Regions from separate parts of the Homo sapiens genome. Here regions 1 and 3 are each linked to region 2. Evidence: chromatin contacts called from ENCODE Hi-C or POLR2A ChIA-PET data. All regions are on one chromosome and are shown on one strand. Each heading gives the region's core, a stretch centred on a gene start or an enhancer-like site at or near the end of the contact. The rest is flanking DNA. Distances are from core to core; before and after follow the strand shown.

Region 1 (4,301 bases), core at 731-3,230, 760 kb before region 2:
AAATACAAAAAATTAGCCGGGCGTGGTAGCGGGCGCCTGTAGTCCCAGGTACCCGGGAGGCTGAGGCAGGAGAGTGGCGAGAACCTGGGAGGCGGAGCTTGCAGTGAGCCGAGATTGTGCCACTGCACTCCAGCCTGGGCGACAGAGCGAGACTCCATCTCAAAGGAAAAAAAAAAAAGAATTTAAAATTCAAGACTTTGAGAGAGGAAGTAGAGCTAGAATGCAGACTACTCAAGTTTTGGACGTGAAAAGAAAGAAGGAAATAGCAAAAGGGAAAACTAGCCAAGGATAAAGAACTTTAAAAATTTGTTGTGGAGTGTTTCTTGGTTTCTTCTGAGGAGTGTGGGTGCATGGCTAAGAAGGTTAGGACAGTGGAGGCCTGGGCCTGTTTCTAAGCAGAAGGAAGCCTTCCAAAGGACAGAGGCAGCTGAAGAGACCAGCTGGAGAGCAGAAGGATTGTACAGCTTGCTTATGTACATAATAGATTTGTGATTGTTTATTTGCATCTATTGGTTTTATTACTGTATTAGGGGATATAATTGATACTTTAAAATATATGTGTATTTTATATAATGTATTATATGCAATATATTATATATATATGAAATATTGAGACCAGCCTGGCCAACATGGCAAAACCCCATCTCTACTAAAAATACAAAAAATTAGCTGGGCGTGGTGGTGGGCGCCTGTAATCCCAGCTACTTGGGAGGCTGAGGCAGGAGAATCACTTGAACCTGGGAGAAGGAGGTTGCAGTGAGCTGAGATCAGGCCACTGCACTCCAGTCTGGGCGACAAGAGCGAGACACTGTCTCAAAAAAAAAACAAAGTGTACAGAGTTAAGTGTACAACTGGATAAGTTTTTCAGTTTTGTTTTTGTTTTTGAGACGAGACTCGCTCTGTTGCCTCCAGGCTGGAATGCAGTGGTGTGACCTCAGCTCACTACAACCTCCACCTCCTGAGTCCAAGTGATTCTCATGCCTCAGCCTCCCAAGTAGCTGGGACTACAGGAGTGTGCCACCACACCCAGCTAATTTTTGTATTTTTAGTAGAAATGGGGTTTTACCATGTTGGCCAGGCTGGTCTTGAACTCCTGGCCTCAAGTGATCCGTCTGCTTTGGCTTCCCAAAGTGCTAGGATTACAGGAGTGAGCCACCACACCCAGCCTCAATTGGATAAGTTTTAACACACATATACACCTATGAGACTATCATCATAATCATGATACTGAACTTATTCACATCCTCATGCCCTTTGGAAATCCCTTTCTTCTGCCTGGCCCCATACCACTCATCTGCTTTTTGTCACAATGAGTTAGTTTGCATTTTCTAGAAGTTTATATAATTAGAAGCATACAGCAGGTATTTTGTTTGTTTGGTGTCTTTCACACAGCACAATTATTTCAAAATTCATCTGTGCTTTTTTATGTATTCATTCCTTTTTTTATTGCAAAGTAGTTGAATTCTTTTCCTGTGGCCACTCTAACAAATTACCACAAACTAGGTGGCTTAGACAGCAGAAATTATTCTTGCACATGTCTAGAGGCTAGAAGTCCAGAATCCAGAGGTCAGCAAAGCTGGTTCTTTCTGGAAGCTCTAAGGGAGAATCTGTTCCCAGCCTCTCTCTTGGTTTCTGGTGGCTGCCAGCAATCTTTGGTGTTTCTTGGCTTGTAGCTGCATCGTTAGATTCTGCGTCATAGAAATGGACAGTGGAAAAGGAAATACAGAGAGACTCATGGATTAAGGTGAAGAGGATGAGGGAATAAGAAAGACAAAATGGAATAAATTGGAAGGGGTTAAAAGGAAGTGAGGAGAACTTTGCACCTCTGCCTTTCAGTCAGCATTTTTTAGTTGTTCTTTTGGCAATTTACTCCAACTTGGATTTAAAATTTATGAGAAAAAAAGTCTCTGTTCCAGCAAAGGGATTGCCCAACCTACTGTGTCAGTCTAACGCTGACTCCATGACTGAGCACCAGATGGCGCACTGCCCAGAGCCAAGGGACCTCCCTGGTGGCTGTAAAGAGTTCAGTGCACAGACTCAGCCACTCTTAGGTGACTTTCCACAATTGCAAATGAAACTGAGCTCAGCCTACTCAACCTTCCCTTCCTCTTTTAGATCACTGAGAAAGTCTACTGTCCCAACCATATGCCCTTTTTCGGAGCAAAATTTCTCAAAACGGCTGCCGGTAGCTGCTGTCTCCTCTACCTCACGTCCCATTTTCTCCTCAACCCACTCCAGTCAGGCTTGTGTCCCCATCTTCTCTCCTCGGGTCAGCAGTAGCCTCCGTGGTACCAAATTCAATGTCCACTCTTCCATCCTCTTGCCGGACTGTTGGCCTCATGATGCCACACTTTCTTGGACTTCCTTCTACTTCACTGACCCCTCCTCTTCAGACGCCTTCGCTGGCTCCACCCAGCCTTCTCTTCTCCAACTGCTATCTCCCCCGAGGCGATGTCCTCAGCCCTTCTCTATCATCAGAGGTGTAACTTCCAATACTAGGTCATAAAAGACATTGTAGTTTCCCTCTTGCTTACATACTCCAGGGGAAGTTAGCTGCCATGTCCTGAGGACACTCAAGCAGTCCTACACAGAAGCAGGCATGCCAAAGAAGTGAGATGTATTGCCAACTTTCAGAGAGGAACTGAGGCCTCTGCCAACAGCCATGTGAGTGAGCCATCATGGAAACAGATCCCAGTCAAGCCCTCAGCTGACACAGCCTGTTAGTGACTTGATTGCAGCGTCCTGAGAAATGCTGATTCAGAACCACCCGGCTAAGCTGCTCCCAGATTCCTGACCTTCAGAAATTGTGTGAGATAATAAATATTTATTGCTTTAAGTCCCTAAACTTCGGGGTGAGTTGGTATATAACAATTGATAACTAATACACCCATGCTGGCCTCATCTTTCAATACTTCCTCGCCTTGCTCCCACAACACTAGTGTACCTAAAACACACCCAACTTGTTCCTGACCAACACCCTGTCTCATTGTTCCCTCTGACTAAGACCCTCGCTCACTGGATCTTCTGGTTCCTGTCATTCAGGACTTAGTCTTTCCTGGCATTCTCTGTGCCTAAAACAATTCAGGGAACAAAGTAGGTGCTCTATAAACTTTTATTGAATAGAACTATGAATAAAATACTTTAAACAGTATTTATTGGAACCATAATCCTTGAGAAGATTTTGTCAATTTCTGAGGTTAAAGTCTAATTTTTCTGCTAGGTATACTTAGCTGCCCTGTTGACTTAGAATGTTGCAACTGTATTCAAAGTTTCAAAGGACAAATATATTGAAACAGCTGCTGTGTGCAGAGGGAAGGTGAGTAAAGATTGGAGAAAGGTAGGAGGCAAGGCAGAGCAAAGTCAACACAGATTAAATTTGTGCTGACTCACAGCTGCCTCATCTAAGCAGCTCTAATTGGCAGAATGTTGCTAAAACATATTTGTTCTTCAAGAATATCCCAGAAAACTGGCAAGTCAGTATACCTAATGGCTCAAATATTGACCCAATTCCCCCAGTGCAGAGAAATTAATATCCACTTCAGTTATACACACACACACACACATATATATATAAACTCACTATTAAAATGGCGGATGGTGTAAGTATTAAATACCAAATGTTAATTACTTCTTAACAAAAATCTTCATACTTTTATGTCACAGACTACCCAGGAGTGATAGTCAGAATGTTTAACATCTGGTATGGTAAATATAATATATAAATCTGTATATATACCCAAAATTAAAAATAAATTTCCCTTTATTTTCTAGCTATGCTAAACTATATATAGCATAAAATGGATAACACTTTATAGCAAATCAGTAATAAATTATTGTCATAATGTCCAGTCATTTATAAACTGACCGTGTCTTCAGGGCTACTTAGGTTGACAGTGGATCTCTCTCTATGAAAGCCATCAGCTCCTGTTGGTGCAGACTTTTCCTGCAGCTGTGACTCTCAGTGTTTTCCTAGATCCCTGAACTGCTTTCTGCTCTTGTCTCAATGAAGGCCAGGGAAAGGAGAGCCCCAGAGTGCTTCATCATCCGTTGTAGTAGTTTAACCCTTCCCCAGTTTGTAAATAGGTGATATGGTTTGGCTGTGTCCCCACCGAATTCTCAGCTTGACTTGTAGTTCTCATAATCCGCATGTGTCATGGGAGGGACCATGTGGAGATAATTGGATCATGGGGGCAGTTTCCCCCATTCTGTTATGATAGTGAGTTAGTTCTCACAAGACCTGATGGTTTTATAAGGGGCTTCCCCATTCTCTGGGCATTCATTCTCTCCCTTGCTGCCCGTAA
Region 2 (4,733 bases), core at 1,265-3,764:
ACTAGCCCTTTGTCAAGTGAGTAGGTTGCAAAAATTTTCTCCCATTCTGTAGGTTGCCTGTTCACTGTGATGATAGTTTCTTTTGCTGTGCAGAAGCTCTTTAGTTTAATTAGATCTCATTTATCAATTTTGGCTTTTGTTGCCGTTGCTTTTGGTGTTTTAGTCATGAAGTCTTTGCCCATGCCTATGTCCTGAATGGTATTGCCTAGGTTTTCTTCCAGGGTTTTTATGGTTTTAGGTCTTACATTTAAGTCTTTAATCTATCTTGAATTAATTTTTGTATAAAGTGTAAGGAAGGGGTCCAGTTTCAGTTTTAAGAAGCAGGGAGTCTTTGCAAGCTCAAGGTAGGATCTTTGTCAAACAGGAAATATGGTATTATGCAGCAGTGAAACGAGGTCAGTTCTGAGTCCTCAGTCTAGGTTACAGGAACAAAGTTAAGAGTTTGTTCTTATGAGGAATAGAACTGAGTATGTCTCTAGGTCAAGAAAAACACTGTGGCAAAAATGAGAACATTGAGCAACTAATTCAAAATTTCATATGGAACAGTTTCAATAACCATCGGGTAAATGACTTCTTATGGTGAGTGTGCTCAGAAGTGCTCACTAATACTGGTTGATTGAGAGTGATATTTACAATACCAAACAGTCATGTCATTAATAGTATAACAACTTTTTCTTACCAGGGGCTTTTTTGAGCCAGTAAAGGAGAGGATCTTCCCTAGGATTTTTGTTTGTTTTTAAGACTAGCAATGTGCTAACTGCATCCCTTCTACATCCATGAAAGAGAATGCACCCTAGGCTCTCTAGACCAAACTCAGGCATGCTTTACTTGTGGCGTGCATTCAAAAGGAGGAGAACATGGTGAAAATGTCTTGAACATCATTCTAGTAACCATAGTGATACCAAAGCAAACCTGGATCCTTATCTCATATCTTGTTTATTTTTCAGAAAGAATTTATTTACACATAGACCTTTAATTTTGAAAAAGATGCCCCTCTTTGTTATTTGATTGTGTAAGTGATGTTTTGTTGGCCTTGCTTCACAGCAAGTCTCTGTAATACCTCGGTATGTTGCCAGTGGCTGTCTCTGTCCTCACAAACAAATGTTCCATACTTGTCTGACCTGGGCAGCCAGGCTATGGGGTCCAAGGAAGGATAGAACACCTGGAAAGTGACAGCAATGTTTTTGGGGTCAGAACTCTCAAAGTGGAAAAGTTATTCAAGATCCAGCTGCAGAATGAATGAGCACGTTCTCTGCTTTTAAAAAAAAGTTTTATTTTTTAAAAAGAAGTAATAAAGCTGGGCATGGTGGTGCTCTCCTGTAGTCCCAGTTGCTCAGGAGGCTGAGATGGGAGGATTGCTTAAGCCCAGGAGTTTGAGACTAGCCTAAGCAATACAGTGAGACTCCATCTCTAAAAAAACAAAACAAAACAAAAAACAAAAACAAAAAAAGAAAGAAAGAAAAGAAAAAGGAGTAATAAAGAGAGATATTGGTGCCTCACTGCTCTAAAGGGCTTTGAGGAAACAGTTCTAGGCTCTCCACAGAATTTGGAAATGCATCCTGGGGGGGTGGACTGTGAAAAACATCTGAGACATAAGCTCTATGTGACACTTGGTGGGTACTCATGAACATTCAGGGTTCTTGAGGGCCTGAACTGCTTGTTTTGGTAGCCTTGCATTTTCAGGGCAACAATCCCTGGCATCGAGTGGACCCTCAAGAAATATTTGTTAGCTGCCAGATGCAACTTTCCGCTGTATTGTCAACACTTTTTCAAAACACGTCACTGAGGATTTCAGTAACTTCCCAGCAGCTACAAGGAATCTTGGGAACCTTTTCTCTAGGCAGAGCAGGCTATTTAATACCCCATTTGTAATAGGGTGATTTAAAGATACTTTGAAAGCCAATCTAAGAAAAGACATTTCTCCGATGGTGCCTGAAGTTCGATGCATAGAGGTTTTTCTTTCTGTTACCCTCACTAAGTTCTTTGAAAATGCCTACAGAAGGGGTGTTCATATCAGGCCCTTGTGCTTCACGAGAATAAGTTGATCGGGTAAAAATTTTCTCCATAAGAGAGACCACTATTGGGAGGGGGCAGCTGCCCAGTTAGGAGGGTTAGACTTGTCCTGCACCAATATTGTCAAGCAAGTGGGCTCAAGGGTCCCTCTGGACTCTCCTACTTAACCTTCACTATTGGCTTAAATATAGGAGTGACCATCCCCTCTCCAGAAACTGGCCTCAGTCCTGTAGCTTATTTCTTGGGATCAGTGACCCACCTCCACTTTCCACCACCTCCAGAGGCTCGAGAGAACCTGTCCCTGTCTAAACAGCCATTATTAAATGTGACTGTATTTTTTTCTCTATAGGAATGATGTATTTTCTATTTAAAAAAAAAAAAAAAAAACTCCCACAATCTTTGTGTGACTTGCATTTGAGAGCGGCCAAAGGACCTACTTGCAAAGCAGTGCAGAGGCTGACATTTACTGATAATCTGCCATGCACGAGGCACCCGGCCAGAGGGACGCTTCCTGTTCAAAATGACTGTTAGGCAGATGCTATCATTTCCATGTTACTGAGAACAAAGTTGAATCTCTGAGAGAGAAAAAAAGGAACATTCACAGGGTCACAAAGGTGGGTTGAATTCCAGAGACCCTGTTCTCTCTACAGCAAGGAAAATTACCCATACCCAGGAGAGCAGGGAAATGTCATAAATTCTTTGTATGCCCTCACTGCACTTTGCACAGGGCTTGGAGTCTTTGATGGAGAATGCATGTAACATAACCCACTGAAATTAAGCTTAAACAAAAATGATACTTTGCTGGGAGGGATCCTGGTCACCCCCTAAAATCCGAGGAAAGTTGAACAACCAGGCCTCAGTACCAAGAGTTCTTGGGTTTTATATCTGTCTAATGCTACACCCGCAACTGGACTAAATAACCTGCATCTCTGTCTCTTAGTCAGAGTTCTCAAGAGAGAGACCCTAATTGGCTCCTGGTCAGCCAATGAACTTCCTCCTCCTGAGTCAGGTGTTCACTTCTAGTCCAATCAGCTATGACCAAGAGTCAAGCAAAAGCAAAACTTCCGGGGGCTAATTCTGAAGTCTGCCCAATGGTGTCTACTGTACCCAGATATAATTCAATACATGTTTATTGTCTGGTGTTTTTTGTGTTCATTCGTTGCAACCAAGTTCTTTAAGAACCTTGGATACATCGTCCTTCATTTAATCATCAGGCGGGGGTTGATAGGCCATAGTGATCAAGAAAAATATGTGAAATTTCTATATGCCAGTTATCGCTGTGTTAAAAACCTTCAGAGCAAATTAAGAAAGGAGAAATAAACTATTTGTTCTCAAAAGCTTGGTTTCAAGGGGACCGAGGAAATGGGAAAAGCATCTGTGGACAAGGCTATTGTGCTTGCTGCTGGAAGACTACCAAGGCCAGTTACTAAACGGGTGGGCAGCAACAAGTAGTTGCTTTGTTTTTTTTTCCCCCATAGGAAGTTGTTGTCTCTGTTTTGCAAGTTTGTCAAATTTCTTTTGTTTCTGGGGTCAATAACCTAGATACTTGAGACTCTTTTTTTCCCCTTCCGAGGGTCCTAATTTTGCATTTTACGTAACACCAATCTTGACCAAAAGCTGATTTATTAAGGAGGTTTCTTCTGGGTTAGTTGTTGGTGCTGGAGGCTGCGTGTACATGACTTAGTCTTCTACTGCCACCATGAGGGAGATGCTGGAATTGCAAGGCTCTTTTAGTTATCAAATGTAAATTTTCATAAATGAAAGTGAGCACGTTTAAAATTATCTCTATCTATTTATCTATCTATCTGTCTGTCTATCATGTTCATATATATATAAAATGGAACAATCCACCTCCTAAAACATATCCTCTGAAAGGCTTAAAGAGATATATAGTATTGCCAAGTGTGTCTGAGTTAGGTAGGCGAGGGTTTGAGACCTGCCTCTGCCTACCACTACAACCGCCCTTACACTAGACATTTAAGTCTTCTAAGCCACAGGTGTAAAAATGGTCTGATAGTACCCATTTCACAGGGCTTGGTATTGAAAAAATGACATAGCCTGTGTCAGTCTCTAGCATTTGGTAAGTACTCAATAAATGATTACCATTGCTATCACCTGAAATTGACCACGGCTGAAAGTATTAGAAAAGCTTTCTGCAGGGAGAAAGAGGGGTGAGGGTGGAGGGTACCAGTAACCCCGTGAAAACAAACACCAGTGCACAACTGGAGTGGATGCTCAATAAACATATGAAAGGTTCAGGGGAAAGGGGTAAAGTCACCAGGGATGGCTCTAACAGCCAAAAGAGGGATGGAAAACACTCTTTTAAGCTGACCATTTTAGAGTCAAAGAACCAAAAATATAGAATGTTCGTGTGGTAAGGATTCTAGATATGTACTCCAGCTTTTTTTTTTTTTCAAGTGGGGCAACCGAGTGATTGAATCACTCTTCAAGTTAAAATGTTAATCAGCAGTAAAGTGGGACTAGAACCCAAGACTTTTGTTTTCTTTTCTTTTCTTTTTTTTTTTTTTTTGAGACAGGATCTAACTCTATTGCCCGGGCTGGAGTGCGATGGCACATTTGTAGCTCACTGTAACCTTGAAGCCCTGGGTTCAAACAATCCTTCCGCCTCAGCCTCCTGAGTAGCTGGGACTACACTCACACACCACTGTGCCCAGCTAATTTTTATTTTTTTGGGCAGAGACAGGAATCTCACTATATTG
Region 3 (4,502 bases), core at 31-2,530, 640 kb before region 2:
AGTACCGTTCCGAGGCTCAGGTCCACACGGCGCTGTGAGGCTGAAGGGGCGCGCTAGAAGTTCCCTTCACAGGACGCCACCTCACCTGAAACCCCCCTTTTCTGCTGCCACCCGAGGGACAAGATCTCCTGAGTTTGTCCATGACTCACTTCCCAGGAAAACCCTCAGGCAGTCGCTGAAGGACTCTGGTCTGGACTGGGAAGTGTTTTTCTCAGTGACACCTCTAGAGGGCAGCACTCAGCGGAGTCCCACAGACACCTCCAGGCATTTCCTACTCAAACACTGGGAGGATGACCTGGTAACACTGGGGAATGCTTGGGTGTTCTAGAAGCCTCCACGCCTCATTTTAACCACGTGTTTACTTGTCTGCATCCTCATAGACATGTAGGCCGCCCCAGGGCAGGGACTGTGTCTGTCTTGTTCACTGTCTATCTCCATGACCTAGTACAGAACCTGGAATTAATAAGTGCTCAACAAATAATTGCTGTGAATGTAGTCAATCTTTAATAGGTAGTTTGTTACAATCCACTCCCTTACACCTCTCATTTATAGTTTGCATTTTACCTCTAACTACAGCCATTTTTAAATATTACGTATTTTCATTTTTTTGTTGTGGAAATTATGAACATGAATAAAAATAAACAGAAAAGCATAAAAATTCTCCTTATATTTCTCACCTAGAATCAATAATTATCAACCAAAACCAATGTGAAGTTATATTTATGCCCACCTACTTCTCCTTTTGTAATAATTCCAAAGAAATCCCAGATCCATATGATTAATCCTTAAATACTTCAATGTGTTTTCCTAAAACACATAAACTGTTCTAAAGATAACCATAGTACATTATCACACATGAAATATTAACAATAATTATTTCATGTCATCAAATATTCAGTCAATATCCAAGTTTCTAATGCCATAAATTATTTTTTACAGTTTGTTTAAATTCTAATCCACTTAAGTTCTACACTTTTTGATTAGTTTCTTAATTGTATTTTAATATGTATGCTCTTAGATAAGAAGAAATTTTAACAATTTTTAGGTCAAATCTATTCATCTTTTTCTTAATTACAGTCCATTTTTATTTAAGGCACAATGCTTCAGTAAGTAATCATTGCATAGTTTCTGTGGGAAAAGTATGTGATAACGCAATTTTAAATCCAACTTAAGATGACCTTACTCAGAACCTACCTCTACTCCAGCTGCAGCCAGGAGCCACCGAATGGACTCCATACTGCCCCGTGCATTGGAGTAGTGGAGCTTGGGCTTCTCTGCCATGATAGCAGTCTCCTGGAGGTTTCTCTAAGCCTGAATGAATGAATGAATAATTGAAACGATAGAATCAAAAATGTACTTTAGGATGTGTGGTTGAAAACCACAAACAATGCTGAAGAAGAACCTGCCTTCTTCATGACTGGGTTGAAGGAGTTCCTGGAATGTTTTCTTGGCTCAAATTGTTACCCAGCAGTGGCCACCCTCAAACCAGTCTCAAGTCTTCATTGTTTACCTGTGACTTTTCTTGGCAGCCTAAGAGGTGAGAGTATGTGGTAATAATACATGTACAGGAGTTAATGGAAGGGGAAGAATTCAAGAACTAATATTTATTGAAAACTTCCTCATGATCCTTCCTCAATGCTAGTCCCTTTCAATATTTTATATCTTTAACCCTCCTTATAGTCTCATTAAATGGTTGTTTTCTCCAATTTTTAGTTAATGAAATCGAACATCAGAGAAATACAATGTTCACAGTCACACTCTGGTTGGTGATGGACATGAATATCTACACCAAGGACTAAAATGAAGTCACGCCTGGAAGACATCTGGGTGAAGGCCCTGGGAACCCATGAACTGGTTGTGAAACCAGAGGATGTCACTGACAGGGAGGACCGGCAGGGAGCTAAGTCACTCTTCAGCTCTCTGGCTGTGAGACTGCATTTGATCAAAACCAGAAATTAGGCTTCAGACTTGTTTTACTGTAGCTAGAAGATCCAAAGTCTTTCAACAGAGAATGCTAATACCTTGCTTCTTTTGGTGTTCTATATTTTAACTCTGTGGGGGGCATTTTGTTTTATAACCTGGCAAAAGAGATGTTGCTGCATTAACTTTGCAGGATATGGAAGGAGCTAGCATTTGTTCAACGTCAGTCATACACTGGCCATTCTTCTAAACTTCTCTCATTTTGTCCTACAAAAATCACCTAAGGTGAAAGGCTGTTGCTATTCTCATTTTACAGTTGAGGATACTGAGGTTTTTAAAGTAACTTACCCAGATTAAGTGGTGGATCTGGGATGCAGACTCACTGCTATTAAAAACTAAAGACTGAGTCTTATTTTCTATGTTAATGTTTCTCAAATATGCATGGTAATCTTTCAGTAGATTGTGAAACCCCAGTACTTTTTAAAATAAAATAGAAAAGAATAAAAATATCAGTGAGCATGACATGTTGAAGGGTAAGTAATGTTTCATGAGTTGTTAGTTTCAGTTATTTGTATATTGTGTGTATGGATGTTTGCATGTGTGCACGCTCACCTGCTTGTTGTAAATGGTTAGAGAGAAATTGACTGGGCTCATCAGTGAAGTTTGATAGCCCTTGCTCTATCCCAGGCTGTTTGGGAGGTGGAACATAGCAGAGTATCAGAGAATGAAAACCAATGGCTGCAAGGACAGATGCAACTAATTGTATCATGAATGTGAATGGAAGGACACAGGACTCATTGAAAGCAGGAGTTCCAGTGCCAGGACTTAGGAACAGTTGCATATTCTCTCCAAACCCCCAGCTCTGTGATTAAACATTAAGATTCTTCTTGCAAAGTTTTGTGGTTGTTGAGTTTAGAAGAAAAATATACTTGCCTTTAACAACTAATGTATTTCTTTTTTTTTTTTTTTTGAGATGGAGTTTTACTGTTTTTTTCCCAGGCTAGAGTGCTATGGTGCAATCTCAGCTCATGCAACTTTAGCCTCCCAGTTTCAAGTGATTCTCCTGCCTCAGCCTCCCAAGTAGCTTGGATTACCAGCACATGCCACCACACCTGGCTAATTTTGTATTTTTTGTAGAGACAGGGCTTCAGCATGTTGGCCAGGCTGGTCTCAAACACCTGACCTCAGGAGATCCACTTGCCTCAGCCTTCCAAAGTGCTGGAATTACAGGCGTGAGCCACTGCACCCGCCGTCAACTAATGTACTTCTACAAAAGTATGTATGACTTAAATTTAGACATCAAAATCTTTTTTTTATACTTTAAATTCTGGGGTACATGTGCAAAACATGCAGGTTTGTTACATAGGTATGCACATGCCATGCTGGTTTGCTGCACCTTTCAACCCGTCATCTATATTAGGTATTTCTCCTAATGCTATCCCTTCCCTAGGCCCCCACCCCACTATAGGTCCCGGTGTGTGATGTTACCCTCCCTGTGACCATGTGTTCTCCTTGGTCAACTCCCACTTATGAGTGAGAACATGTGGTGTTTTGTTTTCTGTTCTTGTGATAGCTTACTGAGAATGATGGTTTCCAGCATCATCCATGTCCCTGCAAAGGACATGAACTCATCCTTTTTTATGGCAGCATAGTATTCCATGGTGTATATGTGGCACATTTTCTTTATCCAGTCTATCATTGATGGGCATTTGGGTTGGTTCCAAGTCTTTGCTATTGTGAACAGGGCCGCAGTAAACATACATGTGCATGTGTCTTTGTGGTAGAATGATTTATAATCCTTTGGGTATATACCCAGTAATGGGATTGCTGGGTCAAATAGTATTTCTAGTTCTAGATCCTTGAGGAATTGCCATACTGTCTTCCACAATGGTTGAACTAATTTACACTCCCACCAACAGTGTAAAAGTGTTGCTATTTCTCCACATCCTCTCCAGCATCTGTTGTTTCTGACTTTTTAATGATCGCCATTCTAACTGGCATGAGATGGTATCTCATTGTGATTTTGATTTGCATTTCTCTAATGACCAGTGATGATGAGCTTTTTTTATATGTTTGTTGGCTGCATAAATAGACATCAAAATCTTTTAAATGTCTACATTTTAAAATGTGGGAGTCAATAGTTTAGCCTTTGGAAAGTAAAGAATTCTTTGAAATCATACTGAATCAACTTACCTGTTCTGTGATTAGATATTTTGATGTTGTACTTTCCTAACTTGGGAAATGCAAATAGCATTATTCAGCAGAAAGAAAGGGAGAGTGAAGTTCACACAAAAGTGTGGGGCGCGGTTGTTTAATTGTTATGGACTAGAGTTCACAGTGTCATGATTCCAATCCCCACACTAAGCTCCCTTAGCCATTGATTGAGAATCATGTTTCAAAAGGAAATGAATTTTTATCTTATATAATATTTTATCACAACACTCCTGCTGATAACTAACATATCGCCTCTCAATATGAGGTTTCCAAGGGTCAGGCTAAGACTGGGGCAGAGGTTACCGTTGAGCTTTGTTCAGTCAACACAAAATGAGAACCTGAGAGCTCAAGGATTTGCCATGGGTCAC

The links. Hi-C counts contacts between places; a loop is a spot of excess contacts on that map. ChIA-PET counts read pairs that join two places held with the same protein, here RNA polymerase II (POLR2A). Pooled maps may share reads with other maps.
Region 1: a loop to region 2 is called in a map of naive thymus-derived CD4-positive, alpha-beta T cell, with 28 times the contacts of the local background. The contact joins two enhancer-like sites. A Hi-C loop is called at or near these places in 8 of 168 maps with a recorded cell type or tissue (A673, CD4-positive, alpha-beta T cell, CD8-positive, alpha-beta T cell and 4 more), 15 of 37 single-sample maps with no recorded cell type and 16 of 50 pooled maps.
Region 3: a loop to region 2 is called in a map of naive thymus-derived CD4-positive, alpha-beta T cell, with 31 times the contacts of the local background. The contact joins the promoter of GSTA5 here to the enhancer-like site in region 2. A Hi-C loop is called at or near these places in 7 of 168 maps with a recorded cell type or tissue (A673, CD4-positive, alpha-beta T cell, CD4-positive, alpha-beta memory T cell and 3 more), 4 of 37 single-sample maps with no recorded cell type and 13 of 50 pooled maps. POLR2A ChIA-PET finds 5 or more read pairs at or near these places in 1 of 52 experiments (activated T-cell).

Annotation. Positions count from the first base shown.
Region 1 is chr6:52,722,636-52,726,936 of GRCh38, forward strand. No RefSeq gene overlaps it. Among named protein-coding and RNA genes, the nearest start is that of GSTA2, 39 kb to the right of the region's middle. RefSeq lists a silencer at 1,971-2,020. Within about 2 kb of position 1,981, at least 17 of the 41 ENCODE cell types and tissues checked have a DNase peak (open chromatin) inside an H3K27ac peak, as active enhancers do.
Region 2 is chr6:53,481,122-53,485,854 of GRCh38, forward strand. The region is part of intron 3 of GCLC-AS1 (GCLC antisense RNA 1); the gene reads left to right. Among named protein-coding and RNA genes, the nearest start is that of GCLC-AS1, 52 kb to the left of the region's middle. Within about 2 kb of position 2,515, at least 6 of the 41 ENCODE cell types and tissues checked have a DNase peak (open chromatin) inside an H3K27ac peak, as active enhancers do.
Region 3 is chr6:52,839,533-52,844,034 of GRCh38, forward strand. GSTA5 (glutathione S-transferase alpha 5) reads right to left here and starts at 1,281. Exons shown (of 6, transcript NM_153699.3): 1 at 1,195-1,281. The coding sequence starts at 1,281. RefSeq lists an enhancer at 4,140-4,309.